Regions from separate parts of the Homo sapiens genome. Here region 2 is linked to region 1. Evidence: chromatin loops called from intact Hi-C (ENCODE). Cell type or tissue: PC-3. All regions are shown on one strand.

Region 1 (8,000 bases):
ATTACACGAGTACAACAAACCTTATGCCTTTGAAGTATTGAGTGGTTAAACAAGTGTGACTAAAGAAATCAACAAAATGCAATTGTGCTTATGTATCTCAAGAACAAGTGTTTCTTTAAGTACCCTTTAGCTACCACCCAACTCTTATTCCCATTAGTCAGTGAACTGCTATGGGAAACTGCAATGAGAGTCATCCTAAGTCAGGGTTTCTCAACCTCAGCACACTGGTATTTTATGCCAGAGAAGTCATTATTTTGTGGGGCTGTTCTGTACATCGTATGATGTTTAGCAGTATCCATCAGGCCTAACTACTAGAAGCTAGTAGCACATCCTCCGTGTTGTGAAATTAAAAAAAAAAATAGCCAACTTTGTCAAATGTCCCTTCAGGGGCAAATTATCCCTGTTTGAGAACCGCTGCTATATGATACGTTGGGAAACCGAGGACACTGGAGAGGTCATCAGTGGAAATTGTTGTTCCACATAACATTTCTTACTTTAAAAGGATCTGTAAAGAATACAGAATATCATATTTACAAATACAAACATTGATTTTTATAAAAGAGATTTCCATGTGGATTCAATGGCTGATCCTCATCTCAGACTCCTTGAAAAGCCTTGCATTTAGGGACTTGGGGTAGAAAAACAACCCAATCAAGAAGGGAGAGAAGATCATTCAGAAATGTAGGCTGAGACTCACAGCTTAGAATAGCTGTGCTGGTAAGGGAAGAATTTTAGGGACATAACTCCCAAAAGAGAGAAAGAAGAGGATATGGGCCAGCCATGGCCCCAGGGAGAAGCAACAATTATTGACTAGCATCAGAGGCTCAAACTGAGGCAGGCTGACCTCTGGGAGTAAGGAGGGATGGAAGGTGAGTCAGTGGAGCAGGAGAGAAAACCAATTTGGGGAAGCTTTGCTTAGAAAGGAATGAAAGTTAGGGCCTGATAGGTAAAGCAGAAGAAAAGGAAAATTTAAATACTGTCTTCACAGAATGATTCCAGAACTTGACAGGCCAGATTGTAGCACAATTAAAGGTGTAAAAAGTTGTATGGCTAAAGGAATTTAACCACTTTGAAGTTTATACACCACACAAAGCAAAGAGAGGAGGTAATTGGCCAGAACTCTAGTTTTGGTTGTTTTAGAGCATGGAAAGAAAAACAGTCACAGGATGGATCTTCCTTTCTTGCTGGCACTTCTTTGAGAAATCACAAGAAAGAAGAGGCCTTTCTAAGGCTTTGGAGAGCCAGATGGTTCTTTAAACATGGACTTTCCTCAGGCCTTTAGCCAGGGAAGTCCTGTGCTAGTAAAAATTTAACAACTGACTTTCTGGGACAAAACAAAACCCTCTAATTTGTGATGTTTACTGATCTCCATGGTGTGAATACTTTCACATGGCTCATTTCTAGCTAACATCAAGAAGTCACTGAACAAGGAATTGGGAAGAGCTGCATTCAATTGGTCTTGCTTGCCTGTGTGACCCAGTGTGAGCTGGTTTCAGCACACCAGTGTAGTCTTGGTCTCCTTTGTCATTTTTTTCTGAATGCCGTCTTTCCAGTATGCAGGCTTTGACTAAGCATTTAGGCAGAACTGAAACATTCAAATTAATGCCATTTCAGGTACCCACTGGTCTCAAGGTGGTAGTTTCTATCTTTGTGACTTGCCATCCATACCACCCCTTTCGACGTACACTGCTTTCTAGCAGCAGAAAGCCAGCTTGAAACTTCTGTGACAAATGAGGTCCACCAAAAATTTTTAGAACAACAAAAAATAAACTAGTAGGGAAAAAGTGGCCTAAATAAATGGGTCATGCAAGTAGAATTAAAATTGTAATTTTTGCTATTTGGTGATTTGGAGAAGACTTAGCTTTTATGCATTTTGACAGAGTAGCAGCTGTTGTTATCTCTGTAACCGGGGTGTCAGAAGTAAAATGTCAAAGGTAGAGGCACTTCCTGCTTGGTTAGTCATCTGCATTTCCTGACAAAGGCCCAAGAGGAAATGGTTTCTATTCCTTGAGAAAGAAGCAAGGGAGGGGCAAGGACAGGAGTCCTGGCTGAATTCACTGTATCTAAAAGTCTTTCATTCTGCTGAATTTACATCATGAGACTGAGGCCTTGTAAAAGCTTCCTAACATAAGAAAAATGGTCTTGGATAAAACCTTCATGTTCCTTTGTCTTTTGTTTTTTGTGCATTACTAGGATTTCAGGAGTAAAATTTCATACACCAGTGTTATTAATTTAAGAATCCAAGTGGCCACACTCATCATATAGTCTGATTGTCCACTTCTGAAAACTTTTGGGGAGTATTTTTAAAATAATACATTTCAAGTACCCATTGTCTCAAGGTGGTACTTTCCATTTTTGTGTCTTTCCATATATAGTGCCCCTTAGAATATACAGGAATGGTACACTCCAGCAGCAGAAAGCCAACTTGAAACTCCTGGGTCACATACAGTCTATCAAAGATTTTTAGAACAAAAAAATAAACTAATAGGAGTTAGTTTATTCCTATGCTATCAAAATATATTTAAAAATTAACAGTGAATAATGAAGAGGCAAAAACCTATAACATGAGACACACCTACACAATTTCGTCTTTTTCATTCTAGCATTTTTACTATTTTTTTCTACTATGTTGTTTTATCCCCCAAGTGTTTAGAACAGTGAAATGTGTTTCCAGTTTATATTCTCTTTATGAAAAACAGCATTACTGAATAGATGCCAATGAGAAAAATAAACTATTAATATACCCTCTCTTTTTACCTCTTGGTTCCCAACTCCATAAATCAAAGATTTGAATACAGTCTGGTACAAGAAGTGAGAGTATTTAATTCCTAAATTTGAACTCAAGTAAAGGTGTGTGGGCTGGAGAGCTCTTTGGAAAGTGGGAGCAGACCTTTTTGTTTGTTTAACAACTGGATGATGTGGAGTTACCTCATTAGGCCCATGCAGGTTTAATGATGATTTACAGAGAATGCATTGGTAAGTCCCTGCAGAGGGCAAAAAAATGATTTTCCTTGACGATTTCTAAGACATTTGTATCCTCTTCTCCATAATTACCCCATTGGGTTTTGACTCTCTTAATAGCACAGGCATTTTCCTAAACATTTGCATTTTTTTCTGTTATTAATCCTCTTGCACAATGCTCAGTGATTTTTCTTGTTGGAGATCCTATTGCCAGTTTTCACTGGCTCTCACTCATACAGAGCTGGGGGTCATGAGATTTTTATCTTCTACCCCTTATAGCATCTATCCCAGTTGCTAAGAATGCCACTGATAGCTGGCATTTTCAGGATTTGACAATCTACCTTGCCCTTTCACAAACATTTGCTAAGTTGTTCATCACCTCCCTGTGGAGGAAACAGGAGAGAATTTTATTAGGTAGGGTGATACAAGGGGAATCCACACATTGGGAACAATATTGAGTAGCCAGGTTGAAGGTACAGGTCAATCAGCAGTTGTCTTAAAGCTTTCCTAGTATTCTGCTTGCTATTCCCACTCCTTTTGTTTATCTGAAAATATTTATTATCTGTTCAGACAGTGTAATTCACTGGGATGAAGCTCAACACAGGGAATCCCGCATGCCCTTTTCTCATAGAACATTTTAAAATTACCTTTGTAGTTGTGGTTTAGCAGGACAAAACTGGAACCATTCCCCATGTGTCATCTATGTCATCTTGGTTCTCCCCTTGCCTGTTGCTGCTAGAAAATGGGTCAGGTATTTATGGCTCAACATAGCATCCCTGGTGCCAGGATGATCCAGTTGGCCTAAGGCAGAAGGAAGCTCAAACAAAAAGGCAACATCACCAGATTGGTTCCGTGGGAGCATAAGCCTCTGAATTTGAGGTTCAGGTCACATTTCTTGGCATGATCTTCCAGTTTTATGTGCTAGCAGCAAGCAAGTGGGTTGTTAGAGTACTAGGACTGAAGTGGGCTAAAATAAAATTGGATTATGAAAGATATTCCAATGGTCAATGACACTTATACATTTTCATGAAATAAAACAAACAACTTTCTCCTTTGAATTGAGGTAGAATCATTTCAACATCCACTCTCATGATCCATCCATGCATGAAGATGTCAATTTTTTTCATATTCCACAAGACACTCACTCTCTTATCATTGGCAAATTCAGAGAGTGTTTACTAAAAGCTATGTCTATTAGGGAGGCAGTGAGGGTGTTGAGGGATTCTGGTAATAGTAATGATGTTATTATCACAGCTCAACTGAGCCTCAGAGTGACTTTCCTGATGTTCACAATTGGTCAAGAGTAAAGATAGAGTTTGAATCCAATTCTTTTGATATCAGGCCTCCTAACTTTGAATCCAATTTTCTGTCCTCTATGGAACTGTTGGTGCCTGCATATAGAGTATTCAATAAAGGTTTGCTGAACTAGATTGAATAAAACTGAAGGCCAAAGGGAGTTTTAGCCCTGCCTTTCCAATGAAGGCAATTTCCTATTGACCAGACTCTCACCTTTCTGTTCTGCCTCTGAGTTCATTTGATAAGAGACTTGATTTGGGCTTGTTTTAGCAGATAAGTTGAGTTAATATTTATTTTAGGAAAGTGGGATTAGTGAAGATAGGTAGGGAATGAATTATACATTCTCTGAGCAACTGAAGGTCATTAGGAAAACATGCAGCTGCCGGAGATTTCCGGGTAAGGCTTGCACAGTGGGGGCTGGAGGTGATTTCCAAATGTTGTGGTTTCTATTTATTGGAGTTACTTTGGAAGTGGTGAGCTGGGACAATTACGCTGTTAATTCAGATAAAAGGGAACTTTTTAATAGAGAGAGTGACAAATCACTATGTAAATATGGAGAACGCAGCTTCCAAGACTGGCAGACAGTGCAAGGTATGGGGACGTGAGAATCATAGGATTTGAGTGTTTTGCTGACTCTGTATGAGTCAGAAACCAAAAGAGGGGCATGAAGTGAGAGAACCAACTCAACTAGCAAAAGAGACCCGGCAAGGGGAGCCATTCTAATGCAGAATCCAAAAAGTGTATACAACTCAGGGAGCATTTAGAATAATGTTAGCACTAGAAATTTTTGTTTTGTTTTGTTTGAGAAGCAAAAAATATTGTGTAGACAGAAACTAAAGGTTGTTATTAGGCAATAATAATAGCTAGTAGATCATTCTTTATCCTCACATCTCATGTGCCAGGCACTGTGCTATGTACTTTGCATTAATCTGCACGTTAAATCTTCACAGCAGGCTGGGCATGGTGGCTCATGCCTGTAATCTCAGCACTTTGGGAGTCCGAGGCAGGCGGATCAAAAGGTTAAGAGATCGAGACCATCCTGGCCAACATGGTGAAACCCTGTCTCTACTAAAAATACAAAAATTAGCTGGGCGTGGTGGCACATGCCTGTAGTCCCAGCTACTCAGAGACTGAGGCAGGAGAATCGCTTGAATCTGGTCGGCGGAGGTTGTGGTGAGCTGAGATCGCACCACTGCACTCCAGCCTGGAGACAGAGTGAGACTCCACTATGTCTCAAGAAAAAAAAAAAAAAATTCTCACAGCAGCCGTATAGACTAGACACAATCAGAAAATGTACAGATGGGAAAAACATTCTAAAAATTTGATTTCTTTGCTCACATTCGTAAGCCCCAAGTGAAGAGCCAGAATGCAAACTCAGGCCCAGTTGATGTCAATTATTTTTGTGTTTGTCATGTAGAAGAGCACTTCACAGCACGCGGTGTGCCTCTTTGGAAAGGAAAACCAGAGAGGAAGCATGAGTCTTGTTTTGAGTGTCCCACAGGGAAATGAATTTGAAACACTACAGTTCTGGGGTTTTACGGTTTCTAGAGTCCTTTTCTGTGACAGGGAAATCTTCATTTTTGTGCGAAGAAATATCCAGCCCTTATCAGCTGATTTGGCTGAGATTTAGAAACTTTTCTTTATCTGTTTAAGATTGATGCAGAAACAGAGCAAATGTGAACAGGTGAGCAGCGTTGACCAGATGTTCCAGTGAGAGAGCTAGTGACAACAAAGGGAGGATAAAGCTGGTGTGGGTGCTGTACATAGTCCACTTGACAAATGTTTGTTGAGTGCCTGCCATTTTCTAGGCAATGTCTTAGGCACCAGAACACAACCCATGCAGCAGGGAACTTAGCCACAGTGTAAAAGGAGTAGAAGCTTTGGTGGTAGGCAAGTCCCAGCACAGTCACTAACCAGCTAAGTGGCTTTTGGGCATATGACTTAGCCCCTCCAAGCCTCCATTTTCTCATCTCAGAGAGACATGATGAAGCCCAGCTCTGCGGGTCACTGTGAAGAATAATGTACATAAAATGCCTGGCCCATAGTAGACACACAATTAAACAGTAATAATAACCCTATTAATTGTTAAGGGTTTAATTCCTCTTAGAAAGTTCATGCCCAGTTTCTTCACAGGGCAACACAATGCCAACTTCCTCTAAGTCCTTGCAAGTTTTCTACAGAATCTAGATGTTTCACCGTGTTTCCTGGAGGATGCTAAGTATCAGTGGATTCCCAGGATGTTAAATTCTACATTCCTGAACTCTACACACCTTCTACCCTCCTCTTTCCTCCCACATGGTATGGTTGATGTGATGGTTAATTCTGTTTGTCAACATGGCTGGGTCACAGGGTACTCAGATGTTTGGTCAAACGTTGTTCTTGATGTGCATGTGGGAGATTCTGAATGGAATACTACACTGGAATTCATAGGCTGAGTAAAGCACATTGTCCTTCTTAATGGGTACAGGCCCTCAGCTAATTAGTTGAAGACCTGATTAGAACAAAAATCCTCACCTTCCTAAGAGTATGAGGGAATTCCTTCTGACTGACTGCCTTGAGCTGGGACATGTTGTTTGCCTCCCTTCAGACTTGAACTGAAACACTGGCTCTTTCTGGGTCTTGACTCCACTGGCTTTCAGACTGGAACTTACACCATTGGGTTATCAGGCCATTAAACTTACACTGGAACTGCACCATAGGCTCCTCTAGTTTTCCATCTTGCCAACTACATATTTGGAACTTGTCACCATCTGTAATTGTGTGAGTCAATTCCTTATAATACACACACACACACAAACAGACACACACACACACACACACACACACACATCCTACTAGTTCTGTCTTCCTGGAGAACTCCGACTTAAACAAATGAGGGTACTGAAAAACAGAGACGGAAGTTTCCCAAAGTTATGCTAGTGCCCAAGGAAGAAGAAAGGATAGTTCTTGGTTCTCAGTTCAGAGCTGCTTCTGTGTAATTCTTCCTGCTGCCTCGCATGATAAATACTACTTCATAATTAAAGAGGAAAGGAAGCAGATTAGATATCTCCTTTACAAAACAACATGAAACCTAAATTTGGCAGCCATAACCCTACCAAAGACAGGCCCTGCGAATATCCAAGACAGGGAAGTGGCCTACCCTGTACTCAACACATACTGTGTACCCTGCATGCTCACCTATATCTCTTTTAATCCACACGAAAAATATACTCTTGTCCCCATTTTTAAATGAGGACATTGGAACTCAGAAGATAAGATAATCAAGGCCACAGACCTGGTAAGTTATAAGGGCCACTTCTGCCTGAATCCAGAGCTCATATTCTCTCCGTGATGACAAACTGACTCTTTAACACTGGGCCAAGGCATGGATAAGGCAGACTCCAAAGTTTCTTCCTCAAATTCCTAGAAGGAGAGAGCTTAAGAAGCCTGAGGATATATGAGACAGCTGGGTTCTGTGTATGACCCTGATTTGGAGCTCCCAGCTCCTGTCTGTCCCTCATTATCATTAGCCACATATGTCTGCAAGTTACACATGAGTCTGGGAAGATGCCGGGACCTGGCGAGCAATGCTTGTTTTATAGCCAAGCACATCTGCTTCCTGCAGCCTTCCAAACCCTTTAGCTACTGACTGCTGGGCTGGTGAATTATCTCCCTTCAGACCTGGGAGGGAGCTGCCTGCATCTCCTTTCCAGGGAAGAAAGATCTCTTCTCTCTCTCTCCCCCTACTTGTCGATCCCCTCCTT
Region 2 (8,000 bases), 70 kb before region 1:
TGTCCTCTTTAATTTCTTCATCAGTGTTTTGTAGTTTTTAGTGTACAAGTCTTTTATCTTCTTGGTTAAGTTTATTCCTAAGTATTTTATGCTTTTTGAAATTTTATAAATGGGATTTACTTAAAAATTCATTTTTAGGTAGTTCATTCTTAATGTATAGAAATATAACTGATTTCTATATACTGATTTTGTGTCCTGAAATTTACTGAATTGATTTATTAGTTCTAATTGTTCTTTTGTGAAGTCTTTAGTTTTTTTTTACATGTAAGATCATGTCATCTGCAAACAGAAAAATTTACTTCTTCTTTTCCAATTCTGGTGATGTTTATTTCTTTTTCTTGTCCTATTGCTCTGGCTAGGATTTCCAGTACATGTTGAATACAACTGATGAAAGTGGATATCTTCAACTTGTTCCTGTTCTTGGAGGAAAAACTTTCATATGTTCACCATTGAGTATTATATTAGCTGTGTGATTTTTATTCACATATATCAATTATATCTCAACAAAGCTGTTAATACATAAAAGAGACTCTGATCGGAGAATATTTAGAAATATTAATAAAAGTTTCAGGCCCAGGCTGCTAATGATGATGGTAATGGTGTGTGTTTAGAGTTAAGCACATTTGAAATGCAATGCTATATCTTTGTGGGAGAAGGGGATGAGACAGTTTTTATTGCTCTGGGTCCTTGAGATTAGGTGGTGAGAACAAGATGAAAAGTGCCTTATGGGAGGATCCTTAGGTTATGTGGCAAAATGTGTACAAGGACTAAATTCCTCTTCCCAGTGAAAATCCTGGAAGACAGCAAGAGCAGGGCATGAATAAACTAGCTCTGTTTATTCTGAAGGATCAAAGAGACTCACCTAGAATACATCATGGGTGAAGCTTCAGAAATTCATTACATCCAACCCATTCATTTTTCAGAGAAGAAATCTATGGCCTCGTGTAGAAGGGTTTGGCAGGCAAAATAACCTACCTATGATCAAGTACTCATAGCACAGGCAAGAAGCAAACTAAGAGTGAGCTTGTGTCTGGGTGACACCTTCATCATTTCCACCATCATGCTCTTGGGAAAGTATATGTTTTTTCTGAAGTACTTTAAAGGCTCATGTTAATTTTTTCTGTTTGACTTCAAATGACAAAAGAGTTAAGTGGTTTGAAATTATAAAAAAATACTCAAATGAATATATAGAACATTTTCTAGGAGTTAGAGCTGTACAAAGATGGAACAAGTCAGCACATCATAGATCAAAATTTAGTGAGCATGGTTTTGGGGAGGTGATAAGTCCTCTTAACTACAAGGATTCAAGAATGGCATGACATTCTTGAATGTCTGAGCTGGGGTAAGCTCAGAGATGTTTCCCCAGCATTGCCTTGGTAGATGGCTGGGAGAAACTTGAAAATCACAGGATCTTAGTGAGTCTGAGGAAGGCTTGGAAGAGTAGTCAACTCTTAATGGGACACCTGTCCCATTAAGTTAGCACAGAATAATTGAGAGGGAGGTGTTCTTGAAGACCTCAAATAGTCCAAGACCATTCTCAACCAAGGATGGTAGACTCTAAGAACTCAAAAAATATTTACTGTTCCTATTGTTTTTTATCAGCTGGCCTTTCTTTGAGAATATTAGGTGATGAAATGAAACTACTTCATGAATGCACTGTAACATAATGAAAATACATAGGCTTTTAGGATCAGTCAAAATTCATTTCAAGTTTTGGCTTAATCATGTAATAGCTCAATAGCTCAAGGAAAAGGGCTTAACTCTCTTGAGACTCTGCTTTTTCATCTGTGTGATGGAAATTAAGATTTGTCTCAGATGGGTGCTGCAAAGGTTTACCAAGGTGGCATGTAATACAACTAGTCTAGAGCCTCATCTCTGGGGTTAACACCCTTTGCCAGCCTCCATTGTTGGGCAGCTCCCGTTGCTTAAAATATCCATTTTTTGTCCTTATTTTCAAATACTATCTGCTTACTTAATTTCTGCTTCCACCAATGGATCCCAGATACACCATTTTTATTGTTCTCACTATGCAATAGAGCTGACATTTCTGCCTCAAGTTCCCATATAGATTCTTCATGTCAGTGGGGGCATAACAAATAATATTTGACCATGCCTGCAAATTAACAGTGAAGCCCTTTTACTTTGTATTTCTAGTGGTGACAGGTACTTAATAAATGCAAAGGAGTATTACATTCTATTACAGAGATGAATACTTGTTGGTGATATAAATGAATATTGTCTATATTGCATTTCTCCAATCTTAGAATAGCATTATAAAAGGATCAATCATTTTGTCATTATGGTCTTCTTTGGCTCCAATCCAGTTTATTGGATTCCTTTAGTTTCAAGTAACAATAAAATGAATTGCCTCTTATATTGAAAGGGAAAATACCATGTTTGAGACAGAATTGAGATTTTACGGTTTAGATAAAAATGAACCTACTGAAAATACAGGTTTCTTATCCATGGGCCAGTGAATTATATGTGAATAAAGTTTATTCCTTTTCCTTATTGAGGACTGATATTATGTCACTGGAATTTGGTTTTTGAAGATGAAGATTAGCGTTTTGATTCAGATATTTCTTGTATTTTGGAAGGAGGCAATAAAAAAGATAATCTATTCTAATATCTTTGATTTATAATAGAGAAACCAAGGTCCAAGTTCAGCCCTTAAAATGGCTTTTGTGTATGCGTTATCAAGCCCTACAATGTCTCCTTTAACTTGATCTAACAGTCACAATTATAGACTCATGAAGTTTTAAAACTAGTCTGGAACTTGGTGATTATCTGGTCATACTTATTTTACAGTTGAAAAAACTAAGAGGTAAATGGTTGTTCAAGGTCACACGGAGAATTACTGGCGGACTTGACAGCAATACTCAACCACTCTAGGACTTTTCCAGATTATCTCATTTCCTCTCTCTTTTCTTTTATTCAATCAATCAAACAAGCGAGCAACCACCTGTGTCTGAAGCTTCTCCACTGTACTAAGCACTACAAAGTAATATGGACAAATGAGGCAGAGAAATAAAATACTGTCCTTTCCACGGAAGAACTTAACAATCTTAGGAGACAAGATATCTTAGGGAACAACACAAGAAGAAACTGAGAGATGATAACATCCTATGTTCTTGTGTCCCTCCATGCCCCATTTAGACACCTGCCTCTGTGCCCTCAAAAGTCTCTGTTCTCATCTCAGCTTTAGCCTTTTTCTCACAGAATTGCAGTTGTTCACTTAACTTTTCTGGTTTTTATCTTTGTTTTTATTTCTTTGCCACTTGGCAAGTCAGTGCCTCACAATTTTCTACTCACAAACTTCAGGATTTGAAGCTACTAAAAATATCAAAATGTCAGAAATTCAGAACACTTTAGCGTAAAGAAATAAAGAAACAGCTTACACAACTCAATACATTCTAACACGCTTCTCCCATCCTGGCCTCTCTCCTACCCTTTCCTTCTGTCTTAAATTTGTAATGACATTTTAATTAAAAAGTTGATAAAAATTAAACATAGAAAATAAACCCAGGAACATTTAACATTTGTACATGGAGGCTGCATTTTTACTCAGATGGAACCTCCCAGCTTGAATGATTCATTTGTGGGAGTCATACACAAGAGTTGCTTGCAAGAGGATCTTATGAGTAAATGATAAGTGAAGTCATCCTTTTCAGAGAATAAGAAGAGTTATAACTGGGGTGGAGAAGCACTTGCCCTCATCTCAAGAAGGGCCCTATGCATGGCCACAGAAGTCTGAGGCCATAGCCCGTGATTTTGGCACTGATCATGCCCTCCCTGGGGGTAGCAGGAGCCATTAGTTCAATCCTAGCATTAACTTGACCATATTTGGATAAAACATCAGTATTGATCTTAAGTACTATTAGCGAGACCTGCCTATATTACCAGTAGCCAAGGCAGCAGAAGCAGAAACAGCTGGAAAAACTACAAATTGGGGCCATCAGGGGCAGATGTATCTTGGCACTCAGGGCTACAGAACATGTGGAAAGAGGCAGCAACAGCACCTCCTGTGATTTTTATGCAAAGATTGAGGAGGGACTCAGAGCTAGCATGTCAGTTTGTTACCCTTGTGATTTTCGTCCATGCTCTTGATTATTTTTTTTTTTTGAGGTTATATGTCCAGGAGACTCAAGAGTTATGGAAGAAAATAATGGAGCAAGAAAAGATGGAGCAGAAGAAAGGGAGAATGGCCCATTATTGGGAAAATTCTGTCTATAGAAAGAACACTGTGATTGGTTAAAACAAAAGCAGCAACAATAAAATTACCAAACGCCTCTGTGTTCTGGACAGTGTGCTGGACAGAAGGGACATAGAGACAGTGGGACAAAGTCATATAACTCTATTCATATCTTTATCTTAGCTCTTATATTATAATCATCTACTTACCTGTCTTTCTAAAAAGACTGAGCTCTTCTAAGGCAAGGATACTGTCTTTTGTATCTTTGTGTCTCCAATGTATACTGTATCCTTGCTGACTATGGAACTTGCTGTGCAAACTGAGACACTTGTGAGAATGAAATGGGTGCTATAAATGATTACTCCTGGGTGATAGGCACAAACCAGGACTTTCCCAGGCAAAAGGAAGAAGCGCTGTACAGAATATGTATTTTCAAAGATAAATGCACCTCGGGTCAATTCTTTGAACTCAAGGCAAATCTTGGAACAGCCTCTGAGCTAAGCAGCAATTGACAACGGAGAGCATTTTGACTCTTTAGTTTTGTGTCAGTTGGGGCATCTTACCATTGTGCATTATTGGGTTGTGACTGTGCAGAAACCCAATAAAAAAACAGGCATGTATGAGACTAGATGTTCTACAGTCATCCAAAGAATGACAAAACCGTTTCAAGAGGAACATGATAAGATCTGCTGGCAAGGATCTTTATTGGCATCCTGGGAACTTCTGGGGTGAATGTGTGTGCTGAGCTCAAATCAGAATATCTGCAGGAAAAAAAAAAAAAAAAAAGAAGAAGAAAAAGAAGAAGAAGCCAGACCAGGAAAGTGAAAGGAAATGGATATCGCTGCTGGAGGCAACGACTAATTTAAGCAGAGTAGGAGAAAAACTCTTTTTTTTTTTCCTTTGTGCCAGTTCCTTTTACACGACTTCAGAACATTCTATGACAACCCAGCGTGCAACTTGGCACTGTCAGAAGAGTCCTGGGAAAGAAAGGAAATGCGGTAAGAAATGGAAACAGAGTATTGTTGTTGAGAGCCTGGAGACCATTTGCAGAGTATTTTGCTCAGGGGGGAGTAAGAAAATAGGAAAAACCTTAAAAAAAAAAAAAGAGTAAACAGTAAATTTCTCCCTCATCTCCATCTCTTTTCACTGGAGGCAACAAGGAAAGGAATGAATTTTCATGTTTGTCTGGGATTCTTCCTATGTAGAAAACAAAAAAAGAACTCAGTCAGATAAAACAAAAACTTTTTCCAAGACTCATCGTGGAGGGGTGGCCTTAGTGTGAAATGATGATGCCCACTGATGGCAGAAAACCTCTTTTCTTTCTACCTCAGGTTTGGCCCAGTGCCCTTTGTCTAAGTCTCTTTTTTCTGTCAACAGAAATTGAGTCTGTAGCAACTATATGTAATGGTCTTCCCATGCCTTCAGTATTTCTTTTTTCATTTTCTTTCTTTCTTTTTTTTTTTTTAACTTGAAGTTCCGGGATACATATGCAGAACGTGGAGCTTTGTTACATAGGTATACGTGTGCCATGGTGGTTTGCTGCACCTACTGATCCATCCTCTAGGTTCCCTCCCCTCAACCCCCACCCCCAACAGGCCCCAGTGTGTGTTGTTTCTCTCCCTGTGTCCATGTGTTCTCATTGTTCAACTCCCATTGATGAGTGAGAACATGTGGCATTTGGTTTTCTGTTCCTGTGTTAGTTTGCTGAGGATGATGGCTTCCAGTTTCATCCATGTCCCTGCAAAGGACATGATCTCATTCCTTTTTATGGCTGCATAGTATTCTATGGTATATATGTGCCACATTTTCCTTATCCAGTCTATCATTAATGGGCATTTGGGTTGGTTCCCTGTCTTTGCTATTGTAAATAGCACTGCAATAAACATATGTGTGTATGTCTTTATAGTACAATGATTTATATTCAACATTTCAAACAGCACATTTGAAGTAGACATGGGAGAGTTTCCAAGAGACCACTCATTCATTGTAAAATAAATAAATAAATAAATAAAGGTGGTGGGGGGGCGGTTTGAGTGTCTTTTCTTTTCTGTAAAGGAATAGTAGCTCACTCTGATGCAGTGCTGGACACCCAACAGTATGCTCAGAGGGTTACAGTTTCTGCTCCCACAATGGTACTGTGGCTTGCACTGGCAGAGATTGAGGGTGATCATATCTTGTTCTCATGCCTTTTTTTCTTGGTTGCCTTCTCTTCTCTCTGCTTGGTTAAACATGTGAGCTTGTAGCCCTTCAAAGACTAGTACACATCAGTCTCTTCCCTTCCTCCCATGCTTCTTGCTGGGACTATGGTATGTATATCCTTGGCTTGCTAGGCAACTCTACTGTGTGTGTGTGTGTCTGTGTGTGTCTGTGTGTGTGTTATGTGGATGTTTTGTGCATACAAGCACGTGGTGCATATATGCACATGTGTGTCACATATATGCTACGAGTGTTGTCTAGTGTGTGGATGTATATGTGTATGCGGTATTTTACCTGTACTGGATGTGTTGTGTATGTAATGTGTGTCTGATGTACATATGATGCATTGTATACATGGTTAATGCATGTTGTGTGTATGCATGTAATATGCATGTGTTGTATATGTTTGTGTGTTGTGTGTGTTGCGTGTTCAATGTGTGTGATACATATGTTGTATATGTGTTTTGTGTGTATTGTGTGTATGTGCATCATCGGAAATGTTGAATTACTTTCTTATGTTCATCACTTTTGTTGGGCGTGCTCTAGCTTACCAATGTCTCTTTTCAGCTTTGGGCTGCTGGAACCACATTTCTTCAGATATCTCTGAGTAGTGCACAGACGGCAGGATTCCAGACTCACTATTCCTCTGCAAACAACCACTGGGTTTCTACAAGTTTATCAGCCATTTTGCATGCACAAATCTCTCCCTGGAGCCTTCATCCTCTCCCGGTTATCACTCACCAGTCTGTACTTTCTCATGGGGTTGTCAACTAATTCTCCTCTGCAGGCTCCTCACTTCCCTGTCATTCCTTAAACTGCAGTGATGCAGCCTTCCTCTGCCATCATGGCTCCACTGAAGATGGCCTCACTGTGATTAATGAAGAACTAACTGCCAAATTCACCGGACGCTTTTTAATCCTTATATTATAAAAATCAAACAATTGTAAGCATTGTCAAACTCTTCCTCCTACTTGAAATTCCTCTTGCTGAATTCTGCAGTGGCATACGGCAGTTTCTCAAATAATATTGTTTAATTCAACAATGTTTCATTATAATGTTTATGAAAAAAAATTTGATGCCCAGCTGGGGCCACTGTCTGTGTGGAGTTTGCAAGTCCTCCCCATGTCTGTGTCTGCCTGTGTTTTCTCTGAGTACTCCAGTTTCCTCCCACACATCAAAGCTGTGCACATTAGGTTTGTTGGTGTGTCTCAGTGGTCCTAGTCTGAATGAGTGTGGATGTGGGCATGAGTGTGTGCTGTGATGGGACAGCATCCTGGCCAGGGTCGGGTCCCACTTGGCTCCTGAGCTGCTAGGACAGGCTCCAGCCACCCAAGATCCTGCACTAGAATAAATAAGTAAATAATTATCTAACTTGTTTTTATTATTTTTTCTTAAACACATGCATATCTCACATTTATTTCAATGTTTAATATTAGAAGTGTTTGGAGTTTCCATTTAGAAGTATAATGATGTTTTTCTGACCAGAATATGGAGTACAAACTTAAGTCTTGTTAATATCAATTAGCCTATGGTAAAACTGGTTTTGTCACACTCACACATTGTTTTGTTTAGAGTTGCCATTTCCAAAAGCCTATTGACAATGTTAAGTGAG

Evidence for each region. Hi-C counts contacts between places; a loop is a spot of excess contacts. Peaks named below come from ENCODE experiments on the same cell type or tissue, not always from the same donor. Only the 100,000 strongest peaks of a DNase experiment are listed, where the experiment ranks them.
Region 2: a loop joins it to region 1, with 3.0 times the contacts of the local background. A loop is called at or near these places in 3 of 110 quality-filtered maps.

What each region holds. Positions count from the first base shown.
Region 1 is chr4:14,176,630-14,184,629 of GRCh38, forward strand. The region is part of intron 1 of LOC124900670 (a long non-coding RNA gene); the gene reads left to right. Among named protein-coding and RNA genes, the nearest start is that of LINC01085, 69 kb to the left of the region's middle. RefSeq lists an enhancer at 1,876-2,170 and a silencer at 7,596-7,890. In PC-3, a CTCF peak has its summit at 4,984; DNase peaks (open chromatin) are centred at 1,982 and 4,792; H3K4me3 peaks cover 484 bases; H3K27ac peaks cover 4,594 bases.
Region 2 is chr4:14,106,988-14,114,987 of GRCh38, forward strand. LINC01085 (long intergenic non-protein coding RNA 1085) reads left to right here and starts at 4,981. Exons shown (of 3, transcript NR_033931.1): 1 at 4,981-5,190. In PC-3, no CTCF peak of the experiment used is centred here; DNase peaks (open chromatin) are centred at 3,624 and 4,844; H3K4me3 peaks cover 1,411 bases; H3K27ac peaks cover 2,654 bases.